Regions from separate parts of the Mus musculus genome. Here region 2 is linked to region 1. The links are chromatin loops, found by intact Hi-C in ENCODE. Cell type or tissue: heart. All regions are shown on one strand. Each heading gives the region's core, and the rest is flanking DNA. Links, peaks and the distances in the headings are about the cores only. Region 1 has its middle 5.4 kb from the start of Gm30078. Region 2 overlaps Alox5ap (arachidonate 5-lipoxygenase activating protein).

Region 1 (6,740 bases), core at 2,567-5,066:
TTTGCTAGTCTTCCGGGTCTACAGAATGAGTTCCAGGGTAACTGGGGCTGTATAGAGATAGTTCCCAACAACCTTTGGAAATCTAATAGTTACGAGGGTGGAAAAAAGGCAGAATTCAGACATAGGACTAAGTGGCTCCATTAGCTGCAGGCTGGTTACTCTCTGAAGGAATGGGTCCTGAAGCAGGTCAGTGATCTTTTGTTTTCTTTGTCCCTTTCTGAAACTGAGTGAACAGTGAGCCAGAATACAGCATGAAGCAAACACGCTGAAGTTCCCACGGGGCATAGACATCTACAGACCCACTCTGGGGAGGCTGAGGCAGGAGGATCCCAAGTTTGACACTGACTACTACATACATTATTTCGGAAAATTAACAAAAGCCAAGAGATCACACATACAGACAAAAATAAAATTAGAGGGTTGAAAATAAAGAAGACATAATGGAGCTTGCCCTAACAATTAGGACGGGAAGTTGTAGGGTTTAACTTCTTTTTCTTTTCTTTTCTTTTTTTTTTTTTTAAAGGAGTAAAACCCAAAATATTTTAGAAACTTAGAATGGGTATTTTTTTGGCATCATAATATTTTTTTTATTATTATTAGGTATTTTCCTCGTTTACATTTTCAATGCTATCCCAAAGGTCCCCCATACCCCCCCCCAATCCCCTACCCACCCACTCCCCCTTTTTGGCCCTGGCGTTCCCCTGTACTGGGGCATATAAAGTTTGCAAGTCCAATGGGCCTCTCTTTGCAGTGATGGCCGACTAGGCCATCTTTTGATACATATGCAGCTAGAGTTAAGAGCTCCGGGGTACTGGTTAGTTCATAATGTTGTTCCACCTATAGGGTTGCAGATCCCTTTAGCTCCTTGAGTACTTTCTCTAGCTCCTCCATTGGGGGCCCTGTGAGCCATCTTTCCAGCCAACTTCTTTTTCTTTTTTACTCTTTTCCCGTCTGTATTATTGAATAAAAACAAATGTAAGAATCCAAATGCATTTGAGTGGTGATGGTGCGCACCTTTAATTTCAGCACTTGGAGGCAGAAGATCTCTGAGTTCCAGGACAGCCAGCTCTGCAGAGGAAGTTCCAGGATAGCCAGGGCTACACAGACAAACGGTGAAAACCCAGCCAGCCAACCAACCAACTAACCGAACAAACAAACAAACAAAGGGCTTGTATGGGGAGATTTATACATGGGGTGGGGTATTGTTTTGTGTTTGCAGACTGGCCTTAAAGGCCTGATCCTCCTGCCTCCAACTCCCAAGTGCTAAGAGTATAAACTTTCCACACCTTGCTGGCCAAGTAAAGATTTTTATATTCCTTTCCTTTTTAACTTCTCTCGATTCTCTCTCTCTCTCTCTCTCTCTCTCTCTCTCTCTCTCTCTCTTTCTCCCCCCTCCCTCCCTCCCTTCCTTCCTTCCTTTCTTTATCTTTCTTTCCTTCTTGCTTGCTGTCTACCTGTATTTCTTTTTGTTGTTGTTGTTGTTGTTTTATTTGAGACAGAGTTTCTCTGTGTAGGCCTGTCCATCCTGGAACTTACTTCCTAGGCTGGGCCTGAATACGCAGAGATCTGCTTGCTTCTACATGTGTGTGTTTTGCCCGATGTCCAATGAATACCCTGGAACTGGAGTTACAGATCGTTGTGAGCCACCACATGGGTGCTTAGAATGGAACCAGGGTCTTCTGGAAGAGCAGCAGGTGCTTTTAATTACTGAGCCATCTCTCCAGCTCCTTTATGACCTCTTTTAAAGAAAATACTATTTTTTTATGTGTATGAGTGTTTGAGTGAATCCATGTCTCTGTACCATGTTCATGACTGGTCCCCTCATGAGGCTAGAAGAGAATGTTGGATCTCCTGGAATTGGAATTATGGATGGGTTTGAGCCACTGTGTAGGTGTTGGAAGCCAAAGCCCTGCTTCAGTAAGGACTCTTAACCACTAAGCCCTATCTGCACCCCTGAAACCTGTTAAGTTAAAAACACTAGGTAAATCTGTCAATCATAGTATACTACATTTATTTCATGAACTCCCTTCATCCTTCCTTTTGTGAGACAGAATTCTGTAGTCTAGGCTAGCTACCACTTCCCTTGCGATCCTCCTACCCCTATTCCATCAGCAGTAAGATTAAAGGCACTTGTCACCATACTTAGTTTTAATATTTTCTTTGAACTCTTTCTGACTTAGATATATTCAAGTGCTTACCCCCAAAGATGGAAGGAAAAAGATCCAAACCATACAGAGTCTGTGAGATCCTGCCTAGAAGTAATCGCCTCGCCTTCCATTCCCAACTCCCCAATCCAAACCCCACATACTGGCCTCTGGCTCTTCCTGAGACCTTTGCTCAGGAAGGGCGTTTCATTACGTGGATCCACAGAGACAGACCTGAGTCAAGAAGAGAGTGATATCTGAGGGTCAGCGGTGGGGACACCTGGAGCCCTTCTGATCCAGGTCCGTGCTTCTGTGGCCTTAGCCATGGGCAGCCCCAAGGCTACCAAAGCTATTCATACTATCACTTTCCCTAAAGGAGAACCTTTCACTGCTTAGTAAGAGAGCAAAGATCAGGCCTTGAATTAAAGAAAGAAAAAGTCTGTATTACGTTTCTTCATTCATACATGTGTGTGTACATGCATGCGGAGGTCAAGGAACAACTTGCACAAGTCAGTCCTCTTTCTTCCTGGGGGTCCCAGGGATCGAACTCCTGCCATCAGGCTTGGCAGCAAGCACCTCTATCCACAAGCCATCTTGCTGGTCCCAGGTCTTTCCTTCTTGAGAGTATTGATCTTAGGCTAAGTGGTGGGGCTGATTTCTAACATTTATTCCAAGGCCAGTGGTCATGAAATTTGGGTGAGGGACCTTAGCAAAAGTCCTCATAAAGTAGTAACCTAGGGTCGGGGAAGGGCTTCTGAGTAAAAGCATTCACTGAGTGAGTCTGACTCTGTCTTCAGTTCCTAGAACCCACAGTGCAAGGAAGCACTGACTCTTGCCCATTGTCCTCAGATCTGCACACAATGCACTGCTAAAGTTATATCAGCACACCTTTGAGGGCGAGCAAGGGATCTCGGGAGTGCGCAAGCGTGCGCGCACACAACACACACACACACACACACACCCCACACACACCCCTAACAAAGTTAAATTTTTATTTTTATTTTAATAAAACATAAAGTAATAATACATTTGTCAAAGTTCATTCTTTGTAATGTTGAAGAATCGCATCAAAAGATCAAACCAGCTTTCCTATCAAGAGGGCCCCACTGTGGCTTGACCCCCAAAAGGTCCCACAGGCTCCTGTTTTGCTTGTCTGGTCACTTAGCTCATGGCAGGCCATGTTGGGAGACTGTGGAAGTTTTGGGGGGCGGGATCTAGCCCCAGGAACTAGGCTCTGAGGTGCCAGCCTTCGAAGGGTCTGGCCTGTCTCCTGATCCCAGGATGCTTTCTGCTGCACAGCCTCTCAGGATGTGAGCAACTTCTGCCTCAGTTTCTCTAGTTGGGAACTCGGGGACTCTGCCAGGCCACCCACAGGCAGACAGAAGCACTGAACTGCTAGTCACAACAAAGCTGTCTTCCCTTGTTCCTATCAGGTATTTCAGTCAGGACCTAGTGCAGCACATGTTTTTTGTTGTTGTTGTTTTTTTTGTTTTGTTTTGTTTTGTTTTTTTTAGAATACATGACTGCTTATGTCCACATGATAACTTGCATACGATCAGCCACTGCAGTGGTTTTTATTGTTCGATTTTTGTTTTGTTTTTGTTTTTTTGTAATATACCCTGAGGTGTATACAATTCACCCGTCCATCGTCTAATGAGCTGATAAATAAAAATGTGATATATTAGTACAGTTGGAGGTTTGTTTGTTTGTTTTTTTAGCAGATTTAATTTTTGTGTGTCCCCACTCCCATCTTTTTAAAAAAAACTTTATGATGCTCAGGTGTTTTACCTACATGTATTTCTGTACAGCACATGTGTATCTGGTGCCCTCAGAGGCCAGAAGAGGGCATTGGATCCCCTGGAACTAGAGTTACAGATGGGTGTGAGCCATTATGTGGCTGGCAGGTCCCCAGGAAGGACAACAAATGTTCCTAGCCACTCCAAGTGGCCATGTCTTTTGATTTTTGAGACAGGGCTTTCAGGAAGGCCTGGTTGAACTTTAGCTCACTACGTAGAGCAGGCTGGCCTCAAATCACAGAGATCCATTTGCCTCTGCCTGCAGAATGCTGAGATTAAAAGTGTGAGCTACAGTGCCTGTGTTGTTTGTTTCTTCCCTGGGGGCTGAACCTAGGCCCTTCCAAGCGGAAGGAACAGACCTATCACTGAGCTTGTTCTCAGCCTCTTAAAAAAGTTGAGACAAATAGGTTATGCACACACACACACACACACACACACACACACACTGTCTTTAGACACACCAGAAGAGGGCACCCGATCTCATTCCAGATGGTTGTGAGTCACCATGTGGTTGATGGGATTTGAACTCAGGACCTCTGGAAGAGCAGTTGGTGCTCTTAACCACTGAGCCATCTCTCCAGCCTGTGGCCCATGCCTTTAATCCTAGCACCTAGGAATTCGAGGCCAGCCTGGTCTACAGACTGAGTTCCAGGACAGTCAGGGTTACCCTGTCTCAAAACTGTCCCTCTTCCCCCCACAAAAATTAGCTTGTTGAGACAAGGTTTCACATAGGAAGTTATTGAGGCCAGCCTTGCATTTACGAAACTCCTAACTCGCCCATCTGAGTAGCTGGGATTCTCGGCCTCTCCCATCAGGCTTGCCATAGTTATCTGGCAGTCAAACAGAACGAGGGCTGGAGACATGGCTCCGTCAGTAGAGCCTTGGTATGCAACGATGAAGGCCAGAGTTCTCCAGTGTAAAAAACTGGATCTGGTAGACTGTTTGCAATCCCAGTGCTGGGGACAGGGGGATGACTAGGGCTGGCTAGGCTAACTGGCCAAGCCTAATCAGTAAGCAAGGCTATTGAGAGTCCCTATCCTCAGAAGCAAGGACATTTCTGATGAACATCCAAGAGACCTTGGCCTTATATGTGCCCATGTGTACATACATACATACATACACACATGGTATGACCTCTGGCCTCTATGTGCACATGTACACACACACACACATACACATACACACACACACACACACACACACACACACACACACACAGAGAGAGAGAGAGAGAGAGAGAGAGAGAGAGAGGGAGAGAGAGAGGAGTGAAGTCTAATACAATCTAGAAGGATAAAATATCTTGTGTGAAAGAGGACAGACAGGGCACAAACCACACGATCACTTTGCTTTGGGATAATCACAGCAGCAAACCAGTGGTTGCCGGGTTCTTGGGGAAGGGGAGTGCCTGCTACTGGGTATGAAGTTCTCTTCTGGGAGACTTCTGGAAGAGTTCTAAAATTAGATTATCGTAATGGCTGCATAGCCTGTGACTCTGCCCCAGACCACAGAGCTGTACACTCTAAGTGGGTAAATTGTATGGCGTGTGAATTACATCTTGAGGAAGCTGTTCCTTAAAAAGGAATAAACAGGTCTCCTGAGTGTTTAAGCAGGCAGTCAAAGCTGGGACAGCAAGATCTCCTCTTGCCAGTTCTTCCAAAGCCCCCCTGTTCTCCTGGTATTTGACGCTGTGTGAAAAAAAAATGGCCCTCATCTGCATCAGGTTTAAATTTCACTATTGGAGTTCTGAGAGCTGTGCTTGATCTATGTATTTGCTACAAAAATAGTAATTTTCAGAGAGCCCCTTTGAAGGGATACATTGGGAGGTTTTCCATGAGAGCTGGGATGACCCCGGGGGTGGGGGGGGGGAGATGTGATGAAGGGTCAGATGAGACAGTGCAAACTTGCAGCCTCCTGGCCTCAGGTGATCAACACGCTTCCTTTGGTTTAAGATGTGTTTAAAAGTTGGAATTTGGAGCTGAGGGGGTGGATCCACGGTTAAGAGGTATCACTGCCCAGGAAAAGCACCTGCATTTGGGTCTCAATCCCCATTGGTACTCTCTTCCGATCCTTGAGGGTACCTGATGCATGTGACACACATCAGGACAGCCAGGGCTTTTTAGAGACACCCTGTCTCCAAAAACAAAACAGAAAGAAAAAAAGGAAAAAGAAAAGAAGAGAAGAGAGAGAAAACCCGAGGTCCCATAAGGTAGACGTACATTCTGGTAGGACAAGGCGACAGAGAGTGGAGAGTGGCTGCCTCTTGCCACAAGTCTACCACTTCGTTATGCCACCATCTCTATGCTGCTGCCTGGCCTCTGTGCACAGCAGAGTTCATGGCTTGGGAGTTTGTATTTCATATGACCAATGACGAGCGTTCTGAATTGTTCTCTTTTACATTAGTAGTTCTGAGAATCACACCAAGGGCCTTCTCACGGTAAGCAAGACTCTGTCTTGACATCTTTTCTTCCCTCTCCCTATCCCAGTTGATTGTGTGAGGGACCTTTTCCTTGTTAGGCAAGGGCTCTACCACATTGAGTAGAATCCCAAGTAAAAAACGTTTTTATTTTGAGTCACCCAGGCTGCCCTTGAACTTGAAAGCTTCTCATTTCAGGATCCTTCCCACTTCTGGTAGCTGAACCATTAGAGTCCTGAAATTCCTTAACCCAAGAGTTTCTTTTAAACCAGGTGGGGTGGCCCTTGTCTGTAAACCTCAACACACAGGAAGCTGAGGCTGGGGGATTCAAGTTTAAGGCAAGCCTGAGCTACAGAAGTAGACCCCCCGCCCCTACTACTTGGGGGC
Region 2 (6,740 bases), core at 2,867-5,366, 210 kb after region 1:
GATGACCCTGAACGCTCTGAATGTTCCTGCTTTTACCTTCCGATGTATCTGCAGGTGTCTGCCATCACGTTTCATTTTATACAATGCCGGGGATCAAACCCAGGTCTCTGCATGGGTCAGGGGAGTTTCATGTGCTGGGCAAGTGCTTTTCCTCTGGGCCACACCCCAGCTCCCTCCATCTCCTTTGTCCGTAGCTCAATGCACGGCTGCATGCGTTCTGTTCCGTTCACCTGCTGTCTGTCTCCTGTTCTGCTATTATCTTAGTCTATTTTGTTTTCAGATGCAAGCTAACCACCTGGTTTATGGTAATAGACAACAGATACGTTATTGAAATAATCATTCACTGGGGCTGCAGAGATGATTCGGTTGTTAAGCTGCTCTTGCAGAGGACAGGAGTTCAATTCCCAGCACTCACAGAGTGGCTCACACTCAACCATCTATACCACCAGATCAGGGAAATCTGATGCCCTCCTCTGGCATCCATGGGTACTGCACATGTATGGTGCATATACTTCCAAGCAGGAAAAACACCCACATACATTTTTAAAAATTAGATTAATCTATATAATTGGAACATTATCCCTTAAAAACAATCATCCACCAACCACCTCCACCCCTTTAGCGACACTTGTTGTTCTGCCCAGTCCTAAGTCCTGTCTCAGTCTATCTTCTGTCTGGAGCTGGACCTGCTGAGTCACAGACACATGATCCTTGCTTCTGGCCTTTGTATATGCTTCTCTGCTGGAGCACAGCCGATTCCCCGCACACCCCCTGCTCCCTACAGCCACTTGGCAAATTCCTACCTAGTCTTCAGATTTCATCTTAGTTATCATTTTCTCGGGACACCCTGTGACAAGACCAATAAATTGAACTACTGTCTTTGACCCTTCCAAGCCCTGCATATTTAATCAATCTCCTTGACGTAGAACATTCTGTAGAGCCATGTCTACTTTTTTTTGTTATCTATATTTCTTCCCTACCCCCCTTCCGAGACAGGGTTTCTCTGTGTAGCCCTGACTGTCCTGGAACTCACTCCGTAGACCAGGCTGTCCTCAAACTCACAGAGATCCGCCTGCCTCTGCCTCCAGAGTGCTGGGATTAAAGGCGTGTGCCACCACTGTGGTTGTCAATATCTTTCAACTGTGAGTTTCTTAAGGCAAATTGGTGACACTCCCGCGCCACCAAATGCATCAGTGAGGGGGCCTGAAACATTCTTGGTGAGTGACGTTTCTGGTAGGGAGGATGTGGAAGACTGGACAGCAAATCCAGGAAGCATTACAATGTTTTAGCAAAACAGTTAAAGAATGATCTCTCTCTCTCTCTCTCTCTCTCTCTCTCTCTCTCTCTCTCTCTCTCAGCGTTCTTTGCCCACAAGGTGGAGCATGAAAGCAAGGCGCATAATGGGAGAAGCTTCCAGAGGACCGGGACTCTTGCCTTTGAGCGGGTCTACACTGCCAAGTGAGTTTAAACTCCGGTGCTGCTAAAATAATGGTGGGGACATGGGCATGGCGGAATGAGACTATCCCCCATGCAATATCTGCCTCTGCCAACCTGCAGAGTGTTCAGGAGGCAGGCTGCTGGATGCCCTTCCTCATCTTGGTGCTCCCTAGTCTTAGAGGAAGGAAGTGTGATGGGGGAGGGGAGGTGTGGTCTCTATGATCCAGTAACGCCCTGGCAGCCTTTAGTGCCTGCACTGACCAGTTTCCTGTGGGTGTTGAAGCCCTTCAACTCAAGCCAGATGTTCACACAGCAGCTCAAGAAGTGTCTTCCACACACCACCCTGGGCTTGTCCAGTGGTGGTCTGGATGACGTCACTGAGTTTCATAACAGGGGGGCCCCTTGAGCAATCAAACCGAGGACAGAAAGGCGGAGGCTCTGAGCAAGTCCCCTGCCCTCTTGCCTTGACTTTTGAATAGAAGAGCTGTTGGGAGACACATGAGTGGCTCTGGAAAGAGGTTTGTGGAGTTCTACTTGGCTTGCAAACCTGAAGTGACATGAATCAAACATGATTGTCCTTTAAGTCATCTTGGGGTCAGCTAGGCATACCTGCCGTTAGTCAGAAGGACAGGCTCCCCGCTTTGATAGAGGGCTACCTTGAGAGTGGGTGTCAGTTCCAACCTCAGGAGTGAATTTGATTCTTCCTAAGGTACTTTCAAGGGGGGAAATCATGGCCACCGACAATTGGACCAAACTCAGAGAGTTTCTCTAGGAAACTCAGAAAGCCCTTGAGGCCCCTTCCAGATGTGTGAGCAGCCAGTGGGGCTCCCACTCAGCTACCCTTTGCTCCCTGTGGACTGAAGGGATTGAGGGATGAGGATGAGACAGAGCTCTCAGGCGAGCATGACTTCTCATAGAGACTCTCTCTGTGAGGTGTAGGGCATGTGTACATCCCAGGTAGGGTCTTCTCCATTGAGGTTCCCCAGCTGGGGCTCCTTTTGTCCTTAAGCTTATAAATTGATGCACGCCTCATCTGGAACACTCACAACCATCCTAGGAACCTCTTCAGATCATCCCTGGATGTTCACTTTCCATCCCACCTGCCCACTCTTCCTTAGCAGATACTCCTACCAGCTTAAGGGCATCCTTTGCTGCAGGGTCCACAGGGAGATTTCTTTGTTACCATCTAGAGCTTGGCTTCCCTAATTGTCAATGTCAATCTAAGGCATTCAAAGACTTTAAGAGGCATTATAAATCCATCCGAAGAAGAAGAAGAAGAAGAGGGAGATGACTATGTAGGTTGTCACCAATGTATTTGCATCATCCTTCTGTGGAGATAACACAAAAGGGTCCCTGGGAAATGTCATGAGCGGGAGATATGAAGATATCTCTGATCAGGGTTGGGGACAAAATTGCTCAAAGAAAACCACCACAGACTCCAGCAGCGGGGGGTGAGTAGTGTCCCTCTGTGCAGATGATTACTTTCTCACAGTGACCCTGAGATTTTATGGACTCCACCCCTCCACCCGCCTGTGTGTTGTCCCCACTCCCCACCCCCTGCCCACATGCACATTCTTAGAAGCTGAGTTTCCACCATACTGGCAATGGGCAGTGAATGAAGCAACCCTGGGTGATCTTTCCTTTCCTTTCCTTTCCTTTCCTTTCCTTTCCTTTCCTTTCCTTTCCTTTCCTTTCCTTTCCTTTCCTTTCCTTTCCTCTCCTTTCCTCTCCTCTCCTCTCCTCTCCTCTCCTCTCCTCTCCTCTCCTCTCCTCTCCTCTCCTCTCCTCTCCTCTCCTCTCCTCTCCTCTCCTCTCCTCTCCTCTCCTCTCCTCTCTCTCTCCCCCTTTCTTTCTTTCTTTCTTTCTTTCTTTCTTTCTTTCTTTCTTTCTTTCTTTCTTTCTTTCTTTCTTTCTTTCTTTCTTTCTTTCCACATAGTTTCTCTGTGTAGGCCAGGCTAACCTCAGATGTGTGGTCCTCTTGCCTGTGCCTTACTCAGCCCTGGGATTCCAGATGTGTATCACTTATGCCAGGTTGTCGCTATCTCACGTCTGTCACTTGCCCCCAGGAGAGAAAAAAACTTTGTTTCTACAAACCCAGGGTTCCTCTGGCTGCTGGCCTCCAAATTGCAGAAGTATCTAAGGCTGGTGGTTGAGCTGCATGGCCTGTGGGAGTGGTTTAGAAATTCTATGATGGTGTGGGGGTTCCAAGGGTAAGAAGATGTGCTAGGTTAGCGCTGAGTGATTGTTGTGTTTCGGGGAACTGACCATGAGGACTTTGTAACTGTCCTCAAACTCACAGAGATCTGCCTGCCTCTGCCTCCCCAGTGTTGGGATTAAAGGCGTGTGCCACCACTGCCTGGCTTGTAGCCCAGTTTTCAAAATCCACGAGTCTTCATCACTCAGCCTTGTGAGGTGAAGGAGAATAAGCAGATAGGGAAGTCGTGTGTGGAGAGGTTGGCGAAGGGAAGAGAGTTTTCGATCAGATAGGGATTGCTCAGACACTGCTGTGGTTCTGTTGAGGACCGCTTCCTCCTTCAGTCGACAAGCACTTGGCCACGCCCATGGAGGCTGCGCAAGAGGCTGGAGATCTGTGTAGCCGGATACTGGCTGTCTGCCTATGCCTGGAGAACACCAGGAAGGCGGTGATGATATTCTAACAGAAAGCCACAGCAACAGTCTTTCCTCCAGGGCCCTCTAGAAGAGTCAAGAAGAGGTGGAGGAACAACAACAACAAAAAGGATTATTTAAATAGTCAATTATTTTTATTTTATGTTCATGAATGCCTTGCCTGCATGCATGTCTGTGCACCATGTGTGTGCAGTGCCTATGCAGACCACAAGAGGGAGTCAGCTCACTGGATCTGAACTTATCAGAGGCTTGTAAGCCTCACGTAGGTGCTGGGACCTAAACCTAGGTCCTCTGCAAGAGCAGCCAGTGCTCTTAACCCCTAAGACATTTCCTTATCCCAAAAGCATGCATTTAATCCTACTATTTAAAACTTAAGATGTGAAGTTGTACCTGTTCTTACAGAATGACAGTACTGTACACAACTTACCCCACAAACATATCTGTCATAAGCTGTAAAACCCAGATTTTGGTAGGATCATGAATATTTTGAAATCTTGGCTATGAAAGTCAAGTGATATCTACTGATGAACATAAAAGCCCAAGGTGTGTTATTTTTAGCATGAGCTATGACCTTCACGGGATATAGCTAGCTTGAGAGGCCGGGCTTAACAGATGCCCTAGCCAACATCAGTGCAGTTCAGCAGGTCAGACACCCTTGACTAACAGCCTGTCTGACCACCTGTCTTGCTCTAGGCTGGACCTTGACTCTTTCAGTGCAGAGAATGTAGTTCAGTGCCTCTGGTCTTGGCACATAAGCTCAGCTAGTGAGCCTGTGTCAAAGTTTGGTTAGTTGACGGCAGGCTCTTCCTTGTGAGTATGGATAAGTGTAGGTGTGAGCTGAGACAGGTGTTCAGAGATGTGTAATTCCCTGAAGTGTGTTCCGAGATTCCAAGTTCATGGGTCATTAACCAATGTTACAGCAGGAAGGAAGTGCTTCCTGTGGTACCCGAGACGCTCCAACATGCTAAAGACCGTCTACCTCACCACGAGGGGGTGTCATAATTAACCACAGTGGCTCCCCCTTCCTCCTCACTTTTTTTGTCAGTACACAGTCTGAGAAACGTCACGCTAATGTCACAATACTCCAGCCCCTCTTGGTGTCCACTGGGAGCTCACTTTTCAAGCAGGGTGTAGTAATGAAAAGGGTATAGTAATTTTAAGTCTGCAAGGAGCCTATTGGCTGGTGTCGATAGTATGTCAACGGTGTCCTGGTATTTCGTTACCTTAACTTAATCCAAACAAACTAACAGAATTTTAAATTGTTCCTCTATTATATTTACAAAGGTTGGGGGGGGGGGAGGAAAGAGAAGGTAGCCTCGGTCTCTCTACAAAACAGGCAGATCCTGGCACTTCAGCTTGAATACAGCGTGGCGATTTACCGCAAGACCAGCTGAGCAGATCCTGGTTAGGCCTCGAAGCGAGAGTCGAGATGGGTTTGCCAGTTTTGTTTTGAAGAAGAATAGGAAAGATACAAATCTATTCAAACGGAAAAGAAATGTAATAGTAATATTTGGGGGGAAGTTTCATTCAGATATACCAGCTCTACACAGAACATGTTTCATTTGGAAGAAGGTGACAAAAATACAGGCAGGACAGTGGAGAGCCTACTCTAGTCACTGGGTGTTTCTCTCTAAGGTACAGACTCTTGGGCAGCTAGGGACCCCCTTCCTTTCATTACCTAGCCAAAATGACCACTTCAAGGGCTATAGAGATGACTCAAGCAATAAGTGCTTGCCGTGGGCTGAAGTTCAATCCTCAGCCATCACGTGAATGGACAAGCAAAGAAAAGAGAAGAAAGCCAGGGGTAGTGGTTAGAGCTTGTAGCCTCACACTGGGGAGGCTTAATGGACAAGCTCCACATTCAATGAGACCCTGTCTCAAAAAAAAATAAGGTGGGGGGTGATGGAGGAAGACACAGGACATCAACCTCTGTCCTCCACACATAGCTGCTCGCATGCACGTGTGCACACATGTGCACGTGGACACGCACCTCCCCCTCCCCCAAACCACAACTTCAAAACAAACAAAAGAACCAGGCTGAAGCAGGGAGACAGCCTTATCACTGGGAGCGTTTTGGACCCGTTTACTAGGTAAGGAACTGTAAACGGGCCACGTGTAAGGACCTCCTGCCCTTTGGAAGTCTGTGTCCGTTAGACCTATGGAACTTGTGTGGATCCAGACTGCCAGACCCCATAAGGCCAGCAGGGTTCTGCTTTGTGTACTGAAGTATTTTTAGCACTGCTTTCTGGGGGGATCAACATTTAACATATGCCAATATGCAATATACGAACTATATGGGGTTACTGTACCCATCCTCAAAAGAGCTGACTTCTTATTGGCTCTGAGACATGAGACCCTAGCAAGAAGCAGCCTGAACATTGCATTTTGGCTTTTAAATGTATAGCTCCAAACCCTGTTTACCAATGGCTCTAGGATTGCATCATGTACTGAACCACCTGGAATGCTTGCTGAGGCCTAGGTTGCTGTGGTCCTTGCCCAGTTTCTAACACCACACATTGAGGTAGCACAGGCATTTGAGCATCCAGTAAGCCCTCAGATGCCGTGGGTGTTGCTGGGATGGGGCCCACCTGGGAACCTCTGCTTTACACCACTGACTTAGCCTCAGAGAGGCACAGTTGCTGCCACACCCTTCGTTTAGTGAGTGAGGAAACTGA

What was found. A loop is a pair of places that touch in the nucleus more often than their neighbours do. Peaks named below come from ENCODE experiments on the same cell type or tissue, not always from the same donor. Only the 100,000 strongest peaks of a DNase experiment are listed, where the experiment ranks them.
Region 2: it touches region 1 in a loop (2.7-fold over the local background); 4 of 42 quality-filtered maps call a loop at or near these places.

What each region holds. Positions count from the first base shown.
Region 1 is chr5:149,059,004-149,065,743 of GRCm38, forward strand. No RefSeq gene overlaps it. Among named protein-coding and RNA genes, the nearest start is that of Gm30078, 5.4 kb to the right of the region's middle. In heart, for the core only: a CTCF peak has its summit at 3,978 (motif pointing right); no DNase peak of the experiment used is centred there; H3K27ac peaks cover 138 bases.
Region 2 is chr5:149,271,023-149,277,762 of GRCm38, forward strand. Alox5ap (arachidonate 5-lipoxygenase activating protein) reads left to right here. Exons shown (of 5, transcript NM_009663.2): 2 at 1,359-1,458. Among named protein-coding and RNA genes, the nearest start is that of Alox5ap, 9.4 kb to the left of the region's middle. In heart, for the core only: a CTCF peak has its summit at 4,269 (motif pointing right); a DNase peak (open chromatin) is centred at 3,989.